Linked DNA regions of Homo sapiens: region 2 is linked to region 1. Evidence: chromatin loops called from intact Hi-C (ENCODE). Cell type or tissue: lower leg skin. All regions are shown on one strand. Links, peaks and the distances in the headings refer to the core of each region. The heading gives the core; the rest is flanking DNA.

Evidence for each region. Peaks named below come from ENCODE experiments on the same cell type or tissue, not always from the same donor. Only the 100,000 strongest peaks of a DNase experiment are listed, where the experiment ranks them.
Region 2: it touches region 1 in a loop (6-fold over the local background); 98 of 110 quality-filtered maps call a loop at or near these places.

What each region holds. Positions count from the first base shown.
Region 1 is chr17:54,990,590-54,996,641 of GRCh38, forward strand. STXBP4 (syntaxin binding protein 4) reads left to right here. Exons shown (of 18, transcript NM_178509.6): 4 at 236-368. Among named protein-coding and RNA genes, the nearest start is that of STXBP4, 25 kb to the left of the region's middle. In lower leg skin, for the core only: a CTCF peak has its summit at 2,684 (motif pointing right); no DNase peak of the experiment used is centred there.
Region 2 is chr17:55,346,223-55,352,274 of GRCh38, forward strand. No RefSeq gene overlaps it. Among named protein-coding and RNA genes, the nearest start is that of MMD, 73 kb to the right of the region's middle. In lower leg skin, for the core only: no CTCF peak of the experiment used is centred there; a DNase peak (open chromatin) is centred at 2,737.

The DNA.
Region 1 (6,052 bases), core at 580-5,579:
AGTGCACAAGAAATGTAGTGCATTTGAATCATCCCGAAACCATCACCCCTCTGCAACCCCATTCCCTCTCCCCCCACCTTGGAAAAATTGTCTTCCATGAAACAAGTCCCTGGTACCAAAAAAGGTGAGGGGTTGCTGCTCTAGATCTCAGATTTTGATTTAATAAGTAGTTTAAAGAAAAAAATAGGTGCAGATCTCTAGACTAACCTGTGTGTGCTAATTTACTTTATCTTAGGGATCCTGCCTTTCAGATGATTACAATTGCCAAGGAAACAGGCCTTGGCCTGAAGGTACTAGGAGGAATTAACCGGAATGAAGGCCCATTGGTATATATTCAGGAAATTATTCCTGGAGGAGACTGTTATAAGGTAAAAATATGTCCCATGCCCACCAAAAATACAAACAAAAAGACCCACCAGTGGTAAAGTTTATTTTTTCTTCTTTATTAGTGAATTTATATCCACTGTGACCATACCTCAGTGAAAAATACAAAGGAATTAGAAGATAAGACTATTGCCCTCAAGGAGCTTTAAACTAAGAAATAAATAGGTTCTTCTTCTATGAAAATAATAGATATTTCTGACTGTAAGATAAGGTTATTATTTTTAAATTACATGCTGTTCAACTTTTATCCTGTATCTGATTGAGAGAAATTATATTTGATGACTTGTTATCTTTCTACTACTTTGAGTTTTTATTAAGTTGGATCAGTAGAACTTTAATTACATTCATTTAGCCTCTACTAAATGCAAAACAAAACAGAAACAGCAAACAAAATCTAATTTCTGAATTCGCAGTTCTTGTAGCTTGAGCTAATGAGTTTTATCACTCATTAAAACCAGAAAATGTCTTTTTTTAGGAATTAGAAAGTCTTACTCTCCTCTTCAGTGTAAGAAATATATAATGAGCTCCCTTTCACTTTGGTTGGTAGGAAGCTCAGACCCAAATTTGAAGGACAACCCCAGCAGTTTAACAAACTAGTTACTATATTTAAATTCTCATTCTTCTTGGATTTCATTTGCTGTTTCTGTTTTACTAAAGTGATTATGTGTCATTTTTTGAAAATTGCCTCCATTTGATTTTGGAGAGATATCAGATATAAAGAATTTAATAAAATTATATTAATAATTAAGAATTAATAAAATTAATAAAATATTCTCCATTTGATTGACTCCATTTGATTTTGGAGAGATATCAAATGTAAATAATTTAATAAAATTATATTAATAATTAAGAATTAATAAAATATTCTATTAATATCAAGCTATATAGCATGAGAAAGGATCTTCTTATTTTGTTCTTGTTGTTTGGTTAAATAAACAGTCCTACTACTTTTACCCACCGCCCATATCCCTCCCCCACCACTGCAAACACTTGTTTACTAAGCAGTTTATCTTTTCAGCTGGATTTTTTTGTCTTGTTAGGGAAAAATTCCGTTTTACCAATAACTTCCAAAATAGTTGTAGTACTTTCAATTGTTTTATGCTTGTTCAGATAATAAGGCATCTTTTAAATATACTTTCCGAGTTCTAAGTGTTATAGAGGCCAGGCATGGTGGCTAATGCCTGTAATCCTAGCTTTGGGGAGGCAGAAGCAGGAAGATTGCTTGAGCTCAGGAGTTTGAGACCAGCCTGGGCAACGTAGAGAGACTTGAATTCTATTAAAAATTAAAAAAAAAATCAGCCCGGCATGGTGTTGCATGCCAGTAGTCCCAGGTACTTGGAGGCTGAGGTGGGAGTATTGCTTGAGCCCCGAAGATCAAGAGCAGTGAGGCATGATCGTGCCACTGCACTCCAGCCTGGATGACAGAACAAGACCCTGTCTCAAAAAAAAAAAAAAAGTATTATTTAATAAGTTTAATGGCATAAATTTTTGGCTATTAAATTTAAATTATTAAATAAATATTTAAAAGCTAAATTTAAACAAATTCAAAAAAACAAAAAAATGAATTTTTTCTTCCAAGAATTGAGGTGTTACTTTAGTGTTAAAGCTGAGAGGTGTGTGTGAGTGTGTGTCTGTGTGTGTGTGTTCAATATAGTAAGGCATTTCTTAAACTACACTTGATATAATGCAATAGTAGATCAGGGTACCCAACAAGTGATAAGAATTTGCTTCCTTTTTTTTTTTTTTTTTTTTTTTGAGACAGAGTCTCACTCTGTTGCCCAGGCTGGAGTGCAGTGGCACAATCTCGGCTCACTGCAACCTCCACCTCCCAGGTTCAAGCGATTCTCCCACCTCTCAGCTTCCCTAGTAGCTGGGATTACAGGTGCGTGCCAACACACCTAACTAATTTTTGTATTTTTAGTAGAGACAGAGTTTCACCATGTTGGCCAGGCTAGTCTCGAACTCCCAACCTCAGGCGATCCATCCGCCTCAGCCTCCCAAAGTGCTGGGGGTACAGGCATGAGCCACCACGCCTGACCTAAGAATTTGCTTTTAAGACAAGCATCAATTTGTGCTTGTTTGTTACGATGAAAACTATTTGGAGTTAGAGTAATAAGTTGATAGCGGTGGTGCTGAATGACTCTTTATCTTCTGTCAGTGATAGCAGATTAAGAAATTATTCTTATGATATCTACTTTTTCTTGTTAGAATTTTACTGAAGTATTAAAAGGCAAAATTTTCTCATTGACTATATTCTCTACTTAGCACTAGAGGGCAGCACAGAGCTATTAATGTTCTTCCTACCTGGTCATATCTGACCAAGGAAAACAGGCAAGATAGAAAAAGGTGTAGGAGAAGAGGACCAGGGGTGATGGCTCATGCCTCTAATTCCAGCACTTTTGGAGGCCCAGGCAGGAGGATCCCTTGGGCCCAGGAGTTCCAGGTTGCAGTGAGCTATGATTGCATCACTACACTCCAGCCTGGGCAACAGAGCATTTCTAAAAAATAAAAAAATTTATAGAAGTAATTTTCTAGTGCTTACATTATTTTTAAATATTTTCTCAAGATGGAGAGCTCTATGCATATGCATATTCTTCAAATACAAAATTGATATAACTTTATTTTACAACAATGTATTAATACATTTACTATATTCTAAATACTGTTTTAACATGTTAATAAATTTCTAGTCTGCACAAAATTTCTACATAGTAGAATCTGTGGAATAGGAAACACAAACTCATAAGGTTATCTTAATGAAGTTGCTGAACTGAGTAACTGTTAATATTTTTTAAATGCATATGAATGCTTTAACTTTCTGTAATTTTGTTTTAACATTATAATGTTTCATAATTAACAGTATAGGCTATCTCAAGCTTATAGCTAGATTATATTTCATTTATATTTTCAAATCTTCCAAACTGTAAGGGAGTTATTGGAACGCAGAAGAAATTTTCTTTAATTATTCATGGTTTGCCACCACCCACCCCAAAAGTTTTCCTCCTGGAAAATATGAGAATAAAATACTGGTTTAGTAGAAGCAAAATAGTATGTTTCTTTGAAAAACATATCCAGAGTTCAAATATGGGATATTATGAATACATCTTTTCAGTTCAAGCAGAACCAAGATTCCCTCAGCTCTAAGAGCTAGAGGCACCCTATAAATTGAGAACTACTGTATTAATTGCTAAAGTTAAGGAAATAAGAGAGCTCCAAGGCCCTTTCACTGTGTCAGCTAGTCCCATATCTATCTGGGGTCAATCCTAGACCCTTTTTCTGGCCAAGACACTCCTTTAAGCTTCATACCCATATTCAGTTCCCTGATCAACATTTTTACTTGGACCTCTTAAAGGTATCTCAAACTCAGCATTTCTGAAGCAGAACTCATGACATTTACATCACACCATATTCTGCTCAACTCTTCCCAAACAGAGTCTCTTCCAGTTTACCTAGTCTTGGTGAATGACAGCTTCTAGCTACACAAAGTCAGAAAATTTAACAGCTTCCTATTTCAACTCCCATAACACTGTTCAATTCATTAACACATACCATTGACTTTTTTACTCTCGAAATATCTCTTGAACCCATCAGTCTTCTTGATCTTTATTCTTATCACTGGAGCTTAAACTGTCATCAGTTTTGAATCAGCCCTTTCAGTAGCATCGTTTGTTCTTATGCACCATACCTATTTCCCTCCCAACCTACATATCTTACTAATATTTGGTTGCCTGCAAGGTTCCATATAGTGTGGCTTCTGCCCTGTCCTTCTCTGCCTCTCCATCACTATGCTTCCAGAGTAGCATTTTCTCAGTTCCTGGAAGGGGCGAATTTCTCTTTTTTTTTTTTCTTTTCCATCTCATATGCTGTTCCCTTAGGAAACAGCACTCCATTTCCTTTCCCCCATTATTTCCAGTTATCAATTCAAAGACTGCTGCCTAAGGGTTGTGTTGCCTGCTTTCCCCCAGTCTAGGCTAGGTTTTATTTTTTTCTACATATGCTCCTAAATCCCATTCCTTTCCTTTGTGTCACCTACCTCAGTTTGCAATGATATATTTATATTTATGATTGTTTAATCATCTCTGCCTGAACCACAAGACAGTATGTTTCTTAAGGGCAAGGATGCTATCTGATTTTATTCACAGTAATATTGTTAGTCCCCACTGTGGTGCCTGACACATACATACTTGCTCAATTTAAATTTATGAATGAACGGTCCCGTAGTCATTTTCTCACATTTCTGAGGATTACTGATCTGCTTATTTACCCTTCCACTGGCACCATTTGGGCTCCACACCAAGGTACTTCCTCCTTGGGCCTTTGTGTCAGATTTCCGACAACACTTTAAAGTTCTCAAATGTTCATTTTTATTTCTTTCTTTTGTTGCTGGTAACATAGGGAAAGCAGACAGAAATCAAAATCCTCTCTTCAAATCTGATAGTATATTTCATATTTTCTTCAGTTGGTTCTAAGATATACATTAAAACATATACATATAAGCTATGCATGCACACACACATATATATAACATGCATATATCGGTATGTAATATACTTATGAGTGTGTGTATGTACGTATTTTTTCCTCTTCTATCTCTGAAATTATAGGTCTCACAGTCAGTGTCATCATGTAATTTGTGGCATTGAAGTAGGACATATTTAACTTTCAGAGGAAATCTGTTTTCATGCGGAGCATAGCACTGGAACCAGGGCTAAGGCTTTTAGATAAATATCAGGATCAGGCCTCTGGATGGCAAACTATGAAGAAACCAGTCCCACTGGTGGGAGCTGAAGAAGTAGCAGCCAAGATGGTTCGCTTTGCAGTGTCACTCTCTTTATTCCTTTGCCATTATTATTTTTGTCATAGCTACCTTAATTTCCTCAGACTGTTTCTTGGCCCCCTTTAACCTATTGTGGACTTACTGTGTACCTAGCACTGTACCAGGGAAATAACCATGAAAAGGACAGAGTTCTAGTTATGCCTAATGAAAGAATTGGTGATTCTGGCCCACTAAAAGAATCATTGCCCCTAGACTGGGAGTTGCTGATTTAGTATATTCTAATGTGAGGGCAGGGAAAAGCAGATATGTAAACATAAGGACCATACAGAGTAAGTGCAATCCTTTAGGTAAGTAAAAGTGCTTTTTGAGCAAAAAGACACAACGATTAAGTAAATCCTGGGCAACTAGAGAAAACTTCCAGCAGAGATAGTGTTTGAATTGGGCTGTGAAGTTTAAGTCAGAGTTTATTGCAGAGAAGTGGCAGGGTGGATGGTGGCATTCTAGATGGGAATTCATATGTGTGAAAACATTGAGGTTCAAAAGACCATGGCTGGTTTGAGGCACATTCTCTGAGAGTAGAATGAAGAATATGCTGGTGTGGAAGGTGGATGATGAAGCTAGAAAAAGTAAGTTGCAGTAAATTTGTTGTGCTGGGTTTGGGATGTTGAGGAGTTTCAACTTTTCCTACCAGTTGGCAGCCATCAAAGGTTCTCAATCTAATGAGTAATATAATTAAATTTGCTATCAGTATGAAAATTGTCCACAACAGATATGGAAGTCTCATTCACTTCATCTTATTTAACACGTATAATGTGCTATAATTTACATATGTTACTTAATTCTTATAGCAACCTTGTGTTACATATATTTATCCCCATTCTACAGCTAAGA
Region 2 (6,052 bases), core at 693-5,692, 360 kb after region 1:
ACTTGAACCTGGGAGGCAGAGGTTGCAGTGAGCCAAGATGGCACCGCTGCACTCCAGCCTGGGCAACAGAGAGAGACTCCATCTCAAAAAAAAAAAAAAAAAAGAAGAAAAGAAAGAAAAGAGATGTGTATGGTACTATTAGGTTGGTGCAAAAGTAATTGCAGTTTTTGCCATAATAAATATCTCCTCTCCATACCCAACTCTGGGAAATCAAACCACTTTCCATTTTCCGAACATTTTATGCCTTCTTATGCTATGGTGTCCTTCCCTGGTGACACTCTCTGCTTACAATGCCCTCTTCCCTCCCCTCCTGTCCATTCCTACTCCCACTTCAGTCTAAGTTCAGGTAGCCTTTCTTTCAGAGACCTTCCCTGACCACTTCCCACTCCCAGGCAGGGCTAAATGCTCTCTCTTCTGTGTTCCCACAGAACCCTTTAATATAATGATTATCACATTTACCCTTGTCTATTTAACCTCCACTGTGAAGCACAATGTATGATTGAACAGATGCTTATTTACTGAGCAAAGAAGCATCATAGGTACCAGGTGGGTTGAGGGCAATGAGCTCTCCCATGGCAGGCCAGCAGGGAGAGCTCCATGGAGATTGCAGCTGTTGGGTTGTGGCCACTGCAGCACCAGGAGGCAAACGCATAGTCATTACAATGCAGAAAGGCCCCTGACCATATCTTCACAGCTATTTCACATGTGCTTTACTGCCTTGCAGACTGACACCCAAACTTCTTCCTCAGGTCTCTTCTCTAGATCATAACATATGTTATAGAAGACTACTTTCTTCTACATGCCCTATGGCCTAGGAATCCATAGGCATAGGTCCTAGACCTGGCTCTGATGTGAACTATCTGTGTGATCTAAATGATGTAAACATGTTTATTTGAGCCCTCTGGGCCTCAGAGTCTTCATCCGCAAACTGAGGAGCTAGAAGCTAAAATTCTAGCTCTGAGAGTCTCCTCTCTGGGACGCCACAGAGAAAAGGAATGTGGGTGTCCTGTTAAAGCAATATTCCTATGTTTTTGTTTTCCCTACTGTTTAAATGATACCAGAACCTTTCCTTCTTCACTTGTACCTCCAAGCTCCATCCCTTTCACCATGTGACAATTTCTCCACTGGTTCTAATGGCTGAGAAGGCCATTACATTGAAGGAAAAGGGCAGCATTCCCCACAACTGTCTTGACCATTTTCTTTCCTTGAGAACCCTAAGTCTGGGTCCTCAGGAAAACAGAACAAAAGAAAACACACTAAAAAAAAAGGATTGCCATTAAACACCAGATGTCCAGTAGGGAGAGCCTTTAAACCAAAACAGCTGCTTGGACAATGCTTGCGAGGCATCCTTTCCCTCCAGCCTCCTCATACGACAAAGTTCCTGTGCCTTTCAGCCAGAGGGAAACATCTTCACCCCAGTGTGAAACCCCATTTAAAGCTGCCTTGCTGTCAATGTGTGGGGACAGTCCAGATACTGTCACCTGCTTCCCTTATGTACAGGCTCCCACTCCTCTCCAGCCCCCCAGGCACTTGGAAAATCTTTCTTCAGTCTTGTTCAGCTAGAAAGTTACCTCTCCCATGTTGCTCTTATTCTTAGACTCACTCTTTCCTCTGTGCTGTAGATGAGAACAGCTAACATTTATATATCTATTGTGTATCCACCATGTGCTATAGTCTCTTAAGTCTCAGAACTAGGAATAGCTGGGTTTCTTCTTCAGAACTCCTCTGCATTTATCTTGGCACTATGAATCATCTAACGAACCATATTTCCCTTCTTTATTGCCTTGGATGCTAAGAAGCTCAAAGCCAAATTTGTGACCTAATCTTATGATGTTATCTAAGAGCCTAGTGTTATCTCTGACTTTTTCTTATTTTTCCTGCCTTTGCTTTTTCTACACGCTAATTCTATTATTTGCTTTAATGAAAGCCATTGGGCTGTTTCTGTTTGTTTGTTTGTGGTAGGTAAGCACAAATCCTGTTTGAAATGGGTCATAATACAAATAAAAAGTAAAAGGTATCGCATATGTGTCTCTGCATATTCATACTAATCTTGCACTGTTGAGGCAAGTGGGGCTCAGAAAGGTTACATAACTTATTTAAGATCATGCAATTTTTAAGTCGAAGAGCTAGGAGTCAAATCTGTTTTCATCTGACTTCAAAGCTCAGGCTCTTGTTAGTATAATTGCTTACACTTAGTAAGCACTTACTGTGTGCCAGGTTTTGTGTTGAGTATCCTATGTATGTTATCTCATTTAACCTCACAGCAATCCTATGAAGCAGCTACTGTTATTACAACCATTTCATAGATGAAGAAAGTGAGATTTAGAGAGGCCAAATAATTTGTCCAAGGTCACCCACCTAATGCTAACATTGAGATTCAAACCTACAGGGCCTGACCTTTAAGTCTCTACACTCTTATAGTGGGGGTAAATGTACAAAAAACCAGATTCTTAATTAAGGGTTGTTTGACTTCTTTTGAATGCCCAGCTGCATAGTTATATCACAAAGCCTTATCATCTGAAAAATCCTATTGGAGAAATGGGTGTCTGGCTAGAAATAGGTATTTCTGGGTTTCACAGTTCTTCATGGAGCAGATGGATTAGAAACACAAAGTCTGTGTGCAACACTGGATTTTAAATGCCAGCCTGAGTACTAAGAGAGAGGAAGATTACCTAGCGCCCGAAGAGTGGAAATAAAAGCCATAGGGAAGGGCGGCACTGCTCACGGGCGCCATCTGGTAGTAAAGATGGGAAATTGCTCTGAGAAAAAAATGGACGTGCGAAATGAAATTCCCCTCCTGGGCCTCTTGCATGTTGAGTCCTTGAGGTATAACTTTTTCCTTCATACAAATCCTGCAAGAGAGATATTATTATCCTTATTTTATCAATGAGGAACTTAAAACTCAAAGATATCAAGTAACTTGCCAAGGGATTTGACTACAGTCTACTTAGCCTCCCCAAATCTTTATTTCCATTATACTGTGCAAACTCTCAAAAGTCGTATTTCTGGGTAGCTCCTGCCTTCTTTTACCCCTCAGGATTGGAATCACAGATGCTCCACGCTTCATTGGAACCGTCCTGAGACAGACAGGAAACATGTCAGCAGTGGGTCTCAATAGGGTTAGTGCCCTCTGTTCCAGCATAGTTGGCCTAGTTCACTGGGCAGGACTCCTGTCTTAGGCACTGGATCTGAAGCTCCAGCTCTGAATTTCAGTCACCTTGGCTGGGCTTTATTATCCTACAGCATGCTCACCCAATTCCCTCTCCTGGGGGGTGGGGAGCGCTAGATCCTCCCTACTCCATCCACTAGTTACTGACTGGGTGCTGTCATGATTACAAAAATAGCCAGCCCTGAACCACCCCATATCCCTGTGAGTGTGGTTTGGAACTCCAATGTGGTTGATTTTCCACATCTCACCAACAGCTATCTGTTAGCTGCCCAGGGTGCCCATATTGGAACCCACCAGTGTAGCTGGTTTTCTCCCAGACTATGTTCTTCCTGGCCGTTCCTTCACCAGGGACAAGATTGCTAAGGTTGCAAATTGAATTCTCACACAATTACTATTGCCCTTTGAGAAATGTGTGGGGAAATGAAAGAGAGCCTAGAAAATTGAGGATAGAAAGATGTCTGCCCCACTTTTCAAAAACAATGATGGATCCCTGATACTTCAGTTAGTATAATATTTTGTAGAAGCAAATGATGTGTGAAGAGTAAAGAAATAGTAAACAGTAAGAGTTGGGAAAATTCACTATGAATAAATCATTAGAAACCAACTTTCCTTTTTAGAAAAAGTTGTCTTACTGGTAAGATTTTGTCATGTTAGAGATACAATTTGAAAATAGACACATATTTCAAAACAAGTTAATGGAACAAATGTGCCCCTGGAGGGGATATCCAGTAGAGGAGGAATTCGAGATCAGCCTGGCCAACATGGTAAAACCCTGTCTCTACTAAAAATACAAAAATTAGCTGGGAACGGTAGTGTGAGCCCGTAGTCTTAGCTACTTCGGAGGCTGAGGCACAAGAATCACTTGAGCCTGGGAGGCAGAGACTGCAGTGAGCCAAGATCACACCACTGCAATCCCACCTGAGTGAAAGAGCAAGATTCTGACTTAAAATAAATAAATAAATAAATAAATAAATAAATAAACCCAAAAAGCTGATCTATGCACTGATTTGACCAGTAATGTTATCTATGACTTAAAAGAAACTTAAAAAAAAATCTTATTGATGTCAGGATTCAAAATAATTTATCCTGGAACTATAACAAAAATTAAGAAAATGAAATTTAGTTAGCAAAAATGAAATGTCTTAAACCTACTTAAAACAATCAACCACAAGAAGGAGTAACCAGTGGTTGATAACAAAAAACTCAGGGATTCTGGTGACTACAAGTGAAGTATGAGTGAGCAAGGTGATGTGGTTACTTAGAAAATACTGCAACTGAGGGTTCTGACATTCACAGTGGCAGAGTAAGAACCTCTGCAAAATCTGTTTCTCCATAAAAGCAATGAGACATTGGCCAAAAATTGTTATAATCAACTTCTCAGAACTCTGGAAATTAACCAAAGATTTGCAACAATACAAGGAGTAATTATTCAGGGAAAATGATTGAATCTCAATAAGAACAAAGAGCCCTGTGGCATTTTAACTTGTCCTACTCCCATCCCCCTCTCCTCAGCATCACAAGAGCCTTGAAAACCAGCAGCCTCACAACCATGGTAGTGGTGAAAATCAGCATCCTAGCAGCCACTAGAGAAAGCAGAACATGTTTGGAGCACCCTAAAAGCCTCATCTTTAGAGAATTGTCACTATTTGACCTGTCTGGTAACTCCCTGGAAACCTCTACTCTCAGAGCTTGTCTTTATGTAACCAGACTCAGAGCTGGCTCAATGTAAATGGCCTGGAACGTTTGTTGAAATCAACAATCACCGGTAATTGTTAAACATTACATCTGCCTGAAGCAGAGAAAACATTTGGGAAAAACAAGAGGCTGACAGAAGTCTTTAAAGGAAAACCTGACACATAAACTGCCCACAAAGGACTTTTAAAAGTTCCAGGGTATTTCTGGGAATCTAGAAGGCCATACACATGTTCAGGTTTATGCCCAGGAAAGATCTGAGAAGGCCCTAATCTCTTGCCTTTGGTGGACCTTGAGGCTTTGCAGAAATAGGAAGTGAAGGCTAAGACAGCATTATAGACTGCCTGCCAGAGCACTGAATACACATTGCAACACATAGAGAGAGCCCTTTGGCAAAAGCTAAGAAACTTATTAATGCCAGGCACTTAGGGAAATTTGTGTCCAATCATTACTAGCCACTAAACTAACTAAGTGGAGACTTCACAGAGTTAATTTATAAAAGTCACGATATAAGCAAACAATACAACAACAAAAACAAACAGCAACAATAACAAGCTCTGGAGAAGAAAGGAATCTGATTTCCAGGGTTGCCACATTATATCATTTAAAATATCCAGTCTTCAATAAAAAATTATGAGACATGGAAGGAAAGGACAGCATGGCCCATATACAGAGAAAAAGGTACTTAATGGAAACTTTCTCTGAGGAAACCCAGATGTTAGATTTACTAGACAAAGGATTTAAATCAACTACTATCAATATGCTTACAGACCTAAAGAAAACCAGGTGTAAAGAATAAAATAAAGGCCAGTCATGGTGGCTAGTGCCTGTAATCCCAGCACTTTGGGAGGCCAAGGCAGGAGGATCACTTGAGCTCAGCAGTTTGAGACCAGCCTGGGCAACATAGCAAGACCGTGTCTCTAAAAAAACAAAAACAAAAATTAGCCAGGCGTGATGGTGCACACCTGTGGTCCCAGCTACTGGTTGAGGCTGAGATGGAAGGGTCATTTGAGCCTAGGAGGTCAACACTGCAATGAGTTATGATCTCACCACTGCACACCAGCCTGGGTAACAGAGTGAGATCCTGTCTCAAATAAATAAATAAATATAAATAAAATCAAAGTATTATTTTAAATGAGAACATGCTTCACCAAATGTAGAATATTAATAAAGCTATAGAATTTATAAGAA